3 separate regions of the Homo sapiens genome follow, and all the other regions are linked to region 1. A link is a contact called in ENCODE Hi-C data. All regions are on one chromosome and are shown on one strand. Each heading gives the region's core, a stretch centred on a gene start or an enhancer-like site at or near the end of the contact. The rest is flanking DNA. Distances are from core to core; before and after follow the strand shown. Region 1 holds the start of SAMTOR (S-adenosylmethionine sensor upstream of mTORC1). Region 2 holds the start of NAMPT-AS1 (NAMPT antisense RNA 1). Region 3 holds the start of ORC5 (origin recognition complex subunit 5).

Region 1 (3,687 bases), core at 553-3,052:
CTGGGAATTGGTTAATGAAATAGTAGGCTATTCATACAATAGATTGCCACATAGGCATCAAGAAATATCCTATTTGAAATTAGTATATACAAACAAAGAAAAAATGTTAAGTTGTTATCTCTCAGTCCAGATGTCTTATTTTCTTTACTCTTTTCTGTATTTTCCAAATTTCCTTCAGTGAACATCTTCAGTTAAGAGGCCTTAAAAGTTCATTTGCTAGTATTATGCTGAAAAGTTCTTTTTTAAAAAATAAAACTACAGTTCAGCACAAGTGAAATTTAATGCTCTTTTTACTATCATTGTATCTTTCGAATATCTGCACCATTATTTGCCTTCCATATGTATTAAAATATGGAAAGAGCCAAAAGAGACATGTAATTCAAGCTCCCCTTTCTTCCCAAATGAAATTCCCCCAAATAAGACCACCATATTTTCAATTTATTAGGCACTTCCGCTTAACTTCTCTTCATAATTATAAGGAGTTCTTTTGAAGTTTATATGTCCTTGTCTTTGTGTTTGATCTGTCTCTTCACTGTGCTGTAGGGACACATCTTCCGCCTTTAAATTCCATCAATCTCCCTTCACCTCCCGCTTCTCCTGTGTCCTAGACAGTGTGTATAATTCTTTGCTCTTCAGCGTATTCAATATAAAGAAGGTAGCATATAAAACAGTTACATAATGCAAGCTTTATTCGTAGTTAGAAAATCATTATCAAAATGTTACCATTGCAATCATTTCCATAGACTGTCACGTAACCAACACCTGCAATGGGGAAGTGGTACACAATCCAACACAACTCATTAGGGGCTCTCAGTCTATTCAATCTCTGACACTCCAGCAGCCTCAGTACCACTTCAGGAGCCAATGCAGTCTACCTCTCTCCAGAGAGCAGTGTTCCACCTTTCTGGGACAGAAGTCAACAATCGCGTTCCCCAAGAGATGGAAAAGAAGTGGAGGAGGGTGAACAGGTTACCAAACCCACTTAGATACACTCCGCATAGACTAACTCTCCAAATTAAAGGACAGGAGGTCACCTGAGCTGACCATAAAAGCTCAGAGTGCTGATGCGAATAAGATCAGGGAAGGCTGCTTATTAACACCGTGGTCACTACAAAAGTTCTTGAGGGCATCTGCTGTGAGTTTTCCATCGTTCCTTATTGTCCTCCTGCATCTCCTGTTGCTTTTCTTGGCCCTCTCCTTTTCGCATTTTCTATGTCCTTTGCCCAGCAGTAGTACTGCAGGCATAAACCATTGTCGACCTGAGAATTAAATTAGCATTTGGTAGCCAGACCTCTCCTTGAGCCTTAGAATGCTTGTGTGCTTGAGGTCCCTGAAGTGTAACGTCATCTCAAAGCGCAAGTAACTAAAGGGAACCTACATGTGACAAGGTGCAGCGGAGGTTCAAGCAGAGCACCCTGGCCGCATCGCAACAGATTATAAAGTGTAGGGGATGAAAATGATGGAAGACATCAGAAAGCCGAGCTGTAAAAAAGCCCAAACTAAGCAAACTGAGACGCGCAAGCGCGTTGCTCACAGCTCGTCTCCCGAGGCCGAGCCACAGCGCCTGCGCACAGAATCCGGGGAGGGTGGGGAAGAGATGAGCACCCAGGCCTGGAGCTCCCACTGCCTCAGCCTCCCTATCCCCGCAAGCTCCGCCTCCTCCAGCTGCTCGCCTTCCCAAACAACCGGGTTCGCCGCCGGCGCTTTCTGCCCATTGGCCCTTAGCCTTTTCCGTTTCCGCCCAGCCCTCAAAATCCACCAATCAGTTTGCACTTTTGGGTGAGGGTCCACCTCCAAGGCTGTCGCTCCGGTTCCTCTGCCTCCTCTGGCTGCTGCCTCCGCAGCTCCCTCCTCCTACCCCACCTCCTCCATCTGGGGAGCGTCTGCGGGGGCCTGAGGGGCGGCGGCGGCGGCGGCGGCTGCGATATGGAGCCAGGGGCCGGCGGCCGAAATACTGCTCGTGCGCAGAGGGCCGGGTCCCCGAACACTCCGCCGCCCCGGGAGCAGGAGCGGAAACTGGAGCAGGAGAAGCTCTCCGGTGTGGTGAAGAGCGTCCACCGGCGGCTCCGCAAGAAGTACCGAGAAGGTAAACAGCGCGCTGAGTGAGGGAGGAAGGGGAGGCCTCATCACCCCCAACCGCTTGTCACCTCTTCCCTCCTCCAAAGAGGCCACCATTAAAATGTAAAGGATCTGCACGTCCCCCCAGCCGCTGCTGCTCTCCCGGGCCTGGTCTGAGCCCCCTAGTCGGCATCAGACGCGCTCCTCCCCGCCCCCTTTTCTTTGAGGGCCCTTCGGGAGAGTTCTAGGCCTGTAAAGGAATTGAGTCCCCACCCCCTCCAAGCCCCTGTCCCCAGCCGGGGTGCTGAGGTTGTTGTCTCGGCACACACAAACACATACACGCTCACAGAGGAGGTGGGGGTCGCTTTTTGCAAGAGACGCCGAGGTAAAACAAGACAGGTAAAATCCATTTGTAAAAGACGAAAAGAAACCTGAGTTGTCCCTCCTTTACGCTTGACCTACCGGCTGTACCATTTGCTTCCTTATCAGACCCCCTTCCTAGTACTTCATTCCTACAACCATGCCGAGCCTTCCTCGCATTGGCTTCCAGGGCTGGGAAGCCAGCAGGCCTTTTAGCTGACTGGACTTCACATTGTTAAAAGGGGGCGGGCTACACTCGTGGCCCCCACTCCCATTTCTTAAATACTTGGTCTTAACTGTTTATTTAGGCGATGAGGAAGAGATCTGGGCAGGTTCTGAAAATACCGTTTGTATTGGAAGCCTCCTAAAGACACCTGCCGATAAAGCCCACCCTCGGCTTCCATGGATGGGGTTCCGGTGAGAACCCCCTCTGTGGAAGCTCATAGGGGAAGAAGCCTTAGTGGCTTTTGCCTGTGCCTGAAGAGTGTTTATAGTTGGAGTCTACAGTTATCCTTGATATCTTTAAATATAGGCTTTTGTACACAGCTGTTTTATAAGATTTTGACAGTGAAAATTCTGTTTTCATAGGCTTGGGAGAGAGACTTCTCCTGAGTATCGAAATGAGGAAAGCTTTCCACTGGTTCTCATTTTAGCTTAATTGCAAACTGAAAAGTCAGCAGCCTTCTGGTGTTAGTCCTATACTTAGTTAATAATTTAGGATTAGAAGGAAAATTATGGCAGTGAAGGAATACAGACAGGTAAGATCATGTTACTGTTGATTTATACACACGTTTCAACTACTCTAGAAAGTTAAAACTAAGTATCCTTTGTTCTTTTGAATGTAGTTGATATGTTTCATTTTTCAAACTTTAAAGGTTTCTTTCCTTAGCAAATCAAGCTTAGCTTTTAATAGAGGCTGTTTAATCATCCCCAAATGGGGCTTGTAGTTATTGTTTAACAGATAGCAATAGAAAGAGTCTTATCAGACCTACTTAGGATGGTAAAATATGTTTTTTGAAAGAATGCTACCCAAACCCACAATTTAGTCAATAAAATGAGTAGTTACCATAGCAACAACTGCATCATTCTTGATATTCAAAGAATGCTCTTACATAATGGAATTCACTGTAGATTTTATGTTATTTGGAGAGATTAGGAAATAAATGGACACATTTTCCTGCAATTTATCCTGCTATTTTGTACAAATTTAAGTGCATCTTTCTAAAGAGAAAAATGACTAGCATAGAATTCCATTTCTATTTTTACCTT
Region 2 (3,889 bases), core at 833-3,332, 6.7 Mb after region 1:
TGACTTCATTGTCATTTTTTTTCTCTGGAGACTACTGTGAGGATTCACATTACTAATACTTGTGCAGGCCTCACTCCTTAATTTAACAAGCAATGTCAATACAATATTTTTTCTTTGCACAGATATAAGACCTTTTTATTTTAAAACTGCAAATTCAACTCAAAGATTGCAAGATCAAATTTTGCATCTTAAAAAAATACTACCATAAACAAAGCCCACATTATAATCAGAATCCTACTTTCTTTTCTGCATAAAGCAGCATAGAACAACGGTCATTTATAGATACATGAATTCCAGGAAGCTAAACAAATAAGAATTTGTACTATAAGTAAAGTAGGTTATATAAATTTTAAATGAAGGAAAAAACACCAAATTAAGGACAAAAATTATCTTTTTCCTTCTTTGAATTGCACTCCTTGAAATAATATAAAAAAACTCCCAAAATCAAATATTAAAAAATAATTTGTTTAGGCCGGGCGCGGTGGCTCACGTCTGTAATCCCAGCACTTTGGGAGGCCGAGGCGGGAGGATCACGAGGTCAGGAGATCGAGACCATCCTGGCTAAGACGGTGAAACCCCATCTCTACTAAAAATACAAAAAATTAGCCGGGCGTGGTGGCGGGCGCCTGTAGTCCCAGCTGCTTGGGAGACTGAGGCAGGAGGATGGCGTGAACCAGGGAGGCGGAGCTTGCAGTGAGCCGAGATCCAGCCACTGCACTCCAGCCTGGGCGACAGAGCGAGACTCCGTCTCAAAATAGAAATAATAATTTGTTTAAATGCGTTTACAAATAATTTTCCCCGGTAAAACACAGGGAAGATCAACCAATAAATACATAAGCCCTCTTGTTTCAAACCTCGTTGCTGAAAATAATTGTAAGTGTACTAGTATTTACTACATTGGTGAGTGCCTGGTGATACCTTCCACTTCCATGATCTTTGCCCTGTATTGTATCTACGTGTAGATGAGGTGATTGTCAAAAATATATACTGACTTCAAGACATAGTGTTGACTGAGGTTGTCTTTATTAGAAGTCTCAGCCATGCCTCCAGTTTCGAGATGAATCTCAATTCACAAGTTCCACTATGAATCTCAATTCACAAGTTCCACTACCACCACCACCATCACTGCCCCCAGATAGAATGAGACTTCTAATAACTTGAAAGACAAGTCTATAAATATCCTGTAATCGTTTTCACTGTATCACTTTTTCCTGGCTACTTTTATCCGATAAAAACCTCAATTTATTTTTAAGCTATTAAACATGCGGACAAAGGGAATCTTAGTTTTATGCAAAAACGCAACCACGCATGAGAACTGCGCAAGTCTTTCTTGGAATGGTCTGTATTTGGGTGAAGTCATCAGACGTCATTACACTTCTTTATTTTGGGGTTGCCAACTCGTTTCCCAGGATTTAAAGACTATAACGATGATAAAAGTCAGTGTCGCACCCTGTCAAAGGCTTGGCCCGTTGCCTTTTCCTTCCCGGCAATACTCGGTTCAATTAGGTCTTGTCCCCTCATTATCTGTGAGGACTGAATTCCACCCCCGCTTTTCAACGCAGGCTCTTTGCTCGGGAAAAGTCAAACCATCTCTCAAAGGATCAAAGAGCTCAGCCATAGACAGAGCCGCCGGAGGAAAGCGGAGTCGCTGCATCAGATGAAAGGGGCCCCTCAGCCTCACTCCTCACCGCAGCTCCTGGGATCTTAAAGACAGGGTCAGGAGGATCAGGAGGGACAAGAGGGATGGAGGCGAAAGGCTGGATCCTTAATCCAGGCCGGAGACAAAGGTGAGTAACTGCGCGTGGTGGACGGGAAGATGGGCAGTAGGAGGCTCCTCGCCCCCTAGCCGGGTGGCGTGACTTCAGGAGGACCCAGAAAACCGGCCAGGACTGGGTAGGACGGAAGGTCCCAGGCGGGGCGGGCGAACCGGCTCCTCGTGGCACTGGCAAAGCTGGGAACGCCCCCTCCAGGCCCCGCCCTCCCGCGCCCGTGCCGGGAACTCGAACTTAGGTAAGCGCCCGGGTCACGCGCCGGGGCTGCCCCGCTGCCTCCAGCTTCCCAGAGCTGGCGTCTGGGAGGAAGAGCGCGTGCATCACGTCCTCCTCCCCGCCCCGCCTCCGCGCACTGCGCAGCGCGCTGCCGCGCCCCGCCCTTTCTCGGCCCCCGGAGGGTGACGGGGTGAAGGCGGGGGAACCGAGGTGGGGAGTCCGCCAGAGCTCCCAGACTGCGAGCACGCGAGCCGCCGCAGCCGTCACCCGCGCCGCGTCACGGCTCCCGGGCCCGCCCTCCTCTGACCCCTCCCCTCTCTCCGTTTCCCCCTCTCCCCCTCCTCCGCCGACCGAGCAGTGACTTAAGCAACGGAGCGCGGTGAAGCTCATTTTTCTCCTTCCTCGCAGCCGCGCCAGGGAGCTCGCGGCGCGCGGCCCCTGTCCTCCGGCCCGAGATGAATCCTGCGGCAGAAGCCGAGTTCAACATCCTCCTGGCCACCGACTCCTACAAGGTAAAGCTCGGGGCCCGGGCAGATGAGGAGGAGCGGGGCGCGCTGGGGACGAGCGCGCGGCAGGGGGGCGGGGGCGGCTGGGGCTGGGGTTGGGGCTGGGGCTGGGGCTAGGGTCGCGGCGCGGGGAGGCCCGGGGGAGGCGCGGGCGGCGGCGGCTGGGGCAGGTGAGGAGGCGCCGCAGTGGGCAGGAGGTGGCTTGAGGAGGATGGAGGGCTGGGCGGTGGAGGCGGGGCCTGGGGGCGCGCGGCGGCGGCGGCGCGGCGGGGGGCTGAGGCGGGCCCCAGCGGACTCCCGGGCGCCGGTGCTCGGGGCTCGGGGCTCGGGGCTTGGGCGTCGCCGGCGAGCGCATGCCCTTCCCTGAAGCGCGGCCTCTTGGCCTGGAGCTGGGACCAGTTAGGTAACGGCCCCGGGGACCCGCAGTGGAGAGTGAGCGGGGCTTTCCCCCGGGCCAGCCCGGCGCGCTCGCCCCTGGCTGGGCAGGTAAGTCTCCCGGGGCGCGAGGTGGGAGAAGTCCTGGCGCGGGCGCCGGAGCAGCCGCGGTCCTCTGCGGCTCCGGCGCGGAGGACACTCGCCTGGCCCCGGTAGCCGTAGTGGATTCCCCTGTCCCACTCCGCCGGGCTCCGTTTCAAACTCCTTGGCACCTAGTGATTGCTCGTGCTCCTTATCCCTGGGTGTAGAGGCCGCTCTGCTCTTATCTGCTTTAGGGTCATTACAGGATTTCTGTGAAAAGGAAAATGAAACACGAGGATTTAAAGGAACTGTAGTTTTAACCCTAGAGAACATGTGGAGAGGGAAATGGCACAGCGTTGCGTTCACATGCCCATTGAACACTTGTGTGGGTAGCTGCCACATTCAGTTGATATGAAGCACGCAGTAGTGAAGGGAAGAGGTAAAGTAAATTTTACTTGAGCAGCATAGTGGTTTGGAATACAGTGGTAAAACATAGTACTCTCATGTTTTTGTTTTGATTCTTTTTTTTTCCTTTGTTTTTAGCCCTCCTCCGATATTCCGAGAAAGTATTTTAGAGAATTCCATTTTACTTAAGTTTTGTCTGTTTTTTTCCAATCAGCTTAAAATGCTGTTTATGATATTTAGATAGGTTCTTGAAATCGAGCCAAGATCCATCAACAAGTTGTCTTTTAGATGCAAGTTTAAAGTATTGCAAAATCCGAACACTATCAAGTATGATTCTTGAATATTGTCAAGTATACGTGATAATACCTCAAGTATGGTCCTTTACTTGGTCCTAAAACCTCCTCTTGTGTTCTCTTGGTTCAATCATAGTGTTTTCAAAATTTTAAATAGTGATTTTAGAATAGCCTCATTGATAGTTTTGTAGAATTTTTTTCTTAACTAAATCTAAAATAACTGTCAGATTTTTTTTTTACA
Region 3 (4,063 bases), core at 1,457-3,956, 8.7 Mb after region 1:
GATGGGTTTTTGGTGTGGATGTCCCTTCTGTTTGTTAGTTTTCCTTCTAACAGACAGGACCCTCAGCTGCAGGTCTGTTGGAGTTTGCTAGAGGACCACTCCAGACCCTGTTTGCGTGGGTATCAGCAGTGGATGCTGCAGAACAGTGGATATTGGTGAACAGCAAATGTTGCTGCCTGATCATTCCTCTGGAAGTTTTGTCTCAGAGGAGTACCCGGCTGTGTGAGGTGTCATTCTGCCCTTACTGGGGGGTGCCTCCCAGTTAGGCTGCTCAGGGGTCAGGGGTCAGGGACCTACTTGAGGAGGCAGTCTGCCCGTTCTCAGATCTCTAGCTGCATGCTGGGAGAACCACTGCTCTCTTCAAAGCTGTCAGACAGGGACATTTAAGTCTGCAGAGGTTACTGCTGTCTTTTTGTTTGTCTGTGCCCTGCCCCCAGAGGTGGAGCCTACAGAGGCAGGCAGGCCTCCTTGAGCTGTGGTGGGCTCCACCTAGTTTTAGCTTCCTGGCTGCTTTGTTTACCTAAGCAAACCTGGGCAATGGCGGGCGCCCCTCCCCCAGCCTCGCTGCCTCCTTGCAGTTTGATCTCAGACTGCTGTGCTAGCAATCAGCGAGACTCCGTGGGCGTAGGACCGTCGGAGCCAGGTGCAGGATATAATCTCCTGGTGTGCCATTTTTTAAGCCCGTCGGAAAAGCGCAGTATTAGGGTGTGAGTGACCCGATTTTCCAGATGCTGTCTGTCACCCCTTTCTTTGACTAGGAAAGGGAACTCCCTGATCCCTTGCATTTCCTGAGTGAGGCAATGCCTCGCCCTGCTTTGGCTCGTGCACGGTGCACTGCACCCACTATCCTGTGCCCACTGTCTGGCACTCCGTAGTGAGATGAACCCAGTACCGCAGATGGAAATGCAGAAATCACCCGTCTTCTGCATCACTCATGCTGGGAACTGTAGACCAGAGCTGTTCCTATTCGGCCATCTTGGCTGCCTATCGAGGCCATTATTATTCACTGTTTGGGAGACTGCAATAGTCGTTTCAACAAATGAAATTGATTCCACTTTCCACACTGTAGCCAGAAGGAATATTTCTAAGTCAAATCTCAACATTTGCTTCTCTGCCTACAATTCTTTATTGGTCCCCAGCCTGACCTCCTACTACTCTCCAGGTTTATATGTAAAAACTATTTGCTAGTTTCAGTTATGGGATTGCCCATTTGTCCCTTTTTGTCTGTACATTCTTTTGTTTACAATTTCCTTCTTGGTCTCACAGGTGAATCTTTTCTTCAGCCTCAGCTTCCAGGTTCTCTCCTCTGAGAAACCATCCTAAATCATCCAGATGGTAAGGCATGTTCTCTCAGATCAACAATTATCTTTATTATGTAACTGCCAGGCGTTAACTGTGTATGCTGGAAATTGAACTGTGAAGACAGTGTTTCCTGTCCTCATAAAGTATATAGAGAGGGAGACTAACATTTTAGACAGTTTAGTCAGTTTTATTGAATGCTATAAAGATGTCGTGTTATGATTATAATATATGTATACCTTATATGCACAGTATGTTACGGACGTATAACCATCTTAGGAGAGTATCAGAGGCCAGCTTCCCTTGGAGACATTGAAATTTAATGGGTGGTCCCATTATAACCTTTAGAATTCTCTATTAAAAAGTACCTGGGCAAATGCTTTTGAATTGTTGCTGTGAAAATACTATTTTGACTAGCTAATACGTTATATACCACAACTCTCAAAAGATCCTTTTGACCATCACAAATCTAAGACTGATCTACAATCTATGGGCAGATTGAAGTCCACAATTTAAATTTATGTATAACAGGTAGTATGTACAGGATCTTCTACTCCTAGCAATAACCTAGCCAGTATTATCCCTATTTTATAGATAAGGAAGTTGAGGCTCAACTATTCCAAAGTCCCCCTATTCAGCAGTTGAGTCAGTCAGTGGTCCCAACCCAGGGGTTTCAGGACGCCAAGCTCTCTTTCCACCATGCACTTGCCTACTTCTGTATCTTATTTCCAGAATCTTCTAGTGTTTAGTCGCTAGTAGGTGCCTCACAAATAAATACACGTGAAAGCCTAATGCTAAAAGTAGCATTATTTTTACTATCAACCTCACCAACACACACTACGACTTCATCCCATTAGGACTGAGAGGCTTTCCACATCTGGTTTAAAGCTTGCACAAAAAATAGTAATTCCAAGCTGTGCATTAAACCCCATTACACCCTGTTTTGTACTCAATGCCACTAATTTCCCACAACGTCGTCAGGGAAAAAAACGACAACAAAAACATCTTTTGACAATATTAGTCTTCTAAGTCCGCCTTCCACGTCCCTCTAAGGGCCCCAGCTCCGGGTCCGTCTTCTTAGGCACTCAAGGTTTCTAAACTTGGGGCTTCCAGCCGGTAAAACTAAAGGCACGGGGTTCAGGGGTCATTGGAGGCCCACGGGACCCCCTTAACCCCTTCCACCCCTTCCCTATTCGCCCATCTCCATGTCGTCTCCTTAGCCTTTGAGTGGAAAAAGCGTCAGCCCGAAATCCCCACCAAGCCCAAGAATGGGCAAAACCTCGGCGCGCACAGGACCAGCGAGAAGAGGATGGTTCCGGCCCTGAGACTAGAGCGGCGGCGACGCTCGGCGTACGCGCTGCCGTCACGCCGCAGCCCGGCAGCGCAGGCTCCTCCCACGACGCTGCGGGTCCGGTTTCCGGCGGGAGCGTGGGCCGCCAGACTCGGGAGAGGCTCCGTCTTGTGCAAGGGTCCTGTGGGCTGGCTGCACTGGCCTCTGCGGTGGTGCCTGCCAGAATGCCCCACTTGGAAAACGTGGTGCTTTGTCGCGAGTCTCAAGTGTCCATCTTGCAGTCCTTGTTTGGAGAGGTATTGTAGTTAAACTGTCTTCCAGATCCTGGAGGCAGACGTTTCGGTAGTCTTGCGACCTGTTCCAATATTTGTTTTTTCGTGTTTGGATTGAGGGCCAAAAGGCCGTTTTTACGTTAAATAGGGGTGTTGTGGTTCTGTACTGCAGCTTCACCCACAGTCTCTTCCGAATATTGAAGAGGAGACAGTCTGAGAGCGACCGGCCTGCACTATAGGACGTTGCCTAAGACGTATTTGAAACACGCCACACTTTTCAGAAGTTTGCCCACATTAGCTCCTAGAAGTTGCTTGTTATCTTACCCCAACCCAATGACATTTATGTAACAGATGTGTTTGCAGGGTGTTATTTATTCAAATGTAAGTTCACACGTTTCTGTGCGGTAGTTGGAGTGAGTCAAGTGTAGAGAGGTGGTTGCTTTCAAGGCCACTAAGGGCCAAAGCAGTGCTTCAGGTTTAAAAATTTACTGGCTTTTCCAGAATTGTAACAGTCCAGAAGAGGTCTAGGGTAAACTTTTCTCCTTAACTGATAGTTCACAGGATGCCCTAGAGAGGAGTTTGTCTTGTCTGGATGAACATAGATACGTAGGGAGTCCTTTCAATAGGCAGAGGGTAGCGTTCACCAATTCAAAATTTAACCTATTTTTGACTATTTTCTGGTGGTCTTTGATGTGCTTTTTGATTCAGACTCAATCAGAATTGGAATTAATCAAACTTGGATCTTACCTGCGAAGAGAGTGAATGAGAATTCAGGGTCATACTCATACCCCCATCTTCTGGTTTGCTTTTTTAAGTACAGTCATGCGTTGCTGCCACTTAGTGAGGGGGATACGTCCTGAGAAATGCATCGTTAGGCAATTTAATCCCTGTGAATATCAGAAAGTGTATTTACACAAACCTAGATGGTGTAGCCTGCTATACACCTAGGCTGTATGGTGTAGCCTGTTCCTCCTAGGCTATAAACCTCTACAGCGGTGCTACTATACTGAATACTGTAGGCAGTTGTAACACAGTGATAAGTCTGCATCTAAAAGTGTCTAAACATAGAAAAGGTACAGTGAAAATAGGGTATTATAATCTTATGAGATCACTGTTGTATATGTGGTCCATCTTTGAATGTACACGTGACTGTACTTTCATCCAACTAGAAATATTGCATGGCAATTTGAGGTGGCCTGTG

The links. Hi-C counts contacts between places; a loop is a spot of excess contacts on that map. Pooled maps may share reads with other maps.
Region 2: a map of CD8-positive, alpha-beta T cell shows a loop between it and region 1 (6-fold over the local background). The contact joins the promoter of NAMPT-AS1 here to the promoter of SAMTOR in region 1. A Hi-C loop is called at or near these places in 2 of 168 maps with a recorded cell type or tissue (CD8-positive, alpha-beta T cell and naive thymus-derived CD4-positive, alpha-beta T cell) and 5 of 50 pooled maps.
Region 3: a loop to region 1 is called in a pooled map, with 8 times the contacts of the local background. The contact joins the promoter of ORC5 here to the promoter of SAMTOR in region 1. A Hi-C loop is called at or near these places in 5 of 50 pooled maps.

Annotation. Positions count from the first base shown.
Region 1 is chr7:112,937,990-112,941,676 of GRCh38, reverse strand. SAMTOR (S-adenosylmethionine sensor upstream of mTORC1) reads left to right here and starts at 1,802. Exons shown (of 5, transcript NM_152556.3): 1 at 1,802-2,086. The coding sequence starts at 1,927. RefSeq lists enhancers at 1,334-1,673, 1,328-1,844 and a silencer at 1,874-1,973.
Region 2 is chr7:106,283,439-106,287,327 of GRCh38, reverse strand. It overlaps NAMPT-AS1 (NAMPT antisense RNA 1), which reads right to left and starts at 2,082. Exons shown (of 1, transcript NR_186647.1): 1 at 1,002-2,082. NAMPT (nicotinamide phosphoribosyltransferase) reads left to right here and starts at 2,345. Exons shown (of 11, transcript NM_005746.3): 1 at 2,345-2,500. The coding sequence starts at 2,444. RefSeq lists silencers at 1,846-2,385, 2,656-3,015.
Region 3 is chr7:104,206,656-104,210,718 of GRCh38, reverse strand. It overlaps ORC5 (origin recognition complex subunit 5), which reads left to right and starts at 2,706. Exons shown (of 14, transcript NM_002553.4): 1 at 2,706-2,886. The coding sequence starts at 2,815. RefSeq lists enhancers at 2,528-2,687, 2,738-2,817, 2,858-3,047.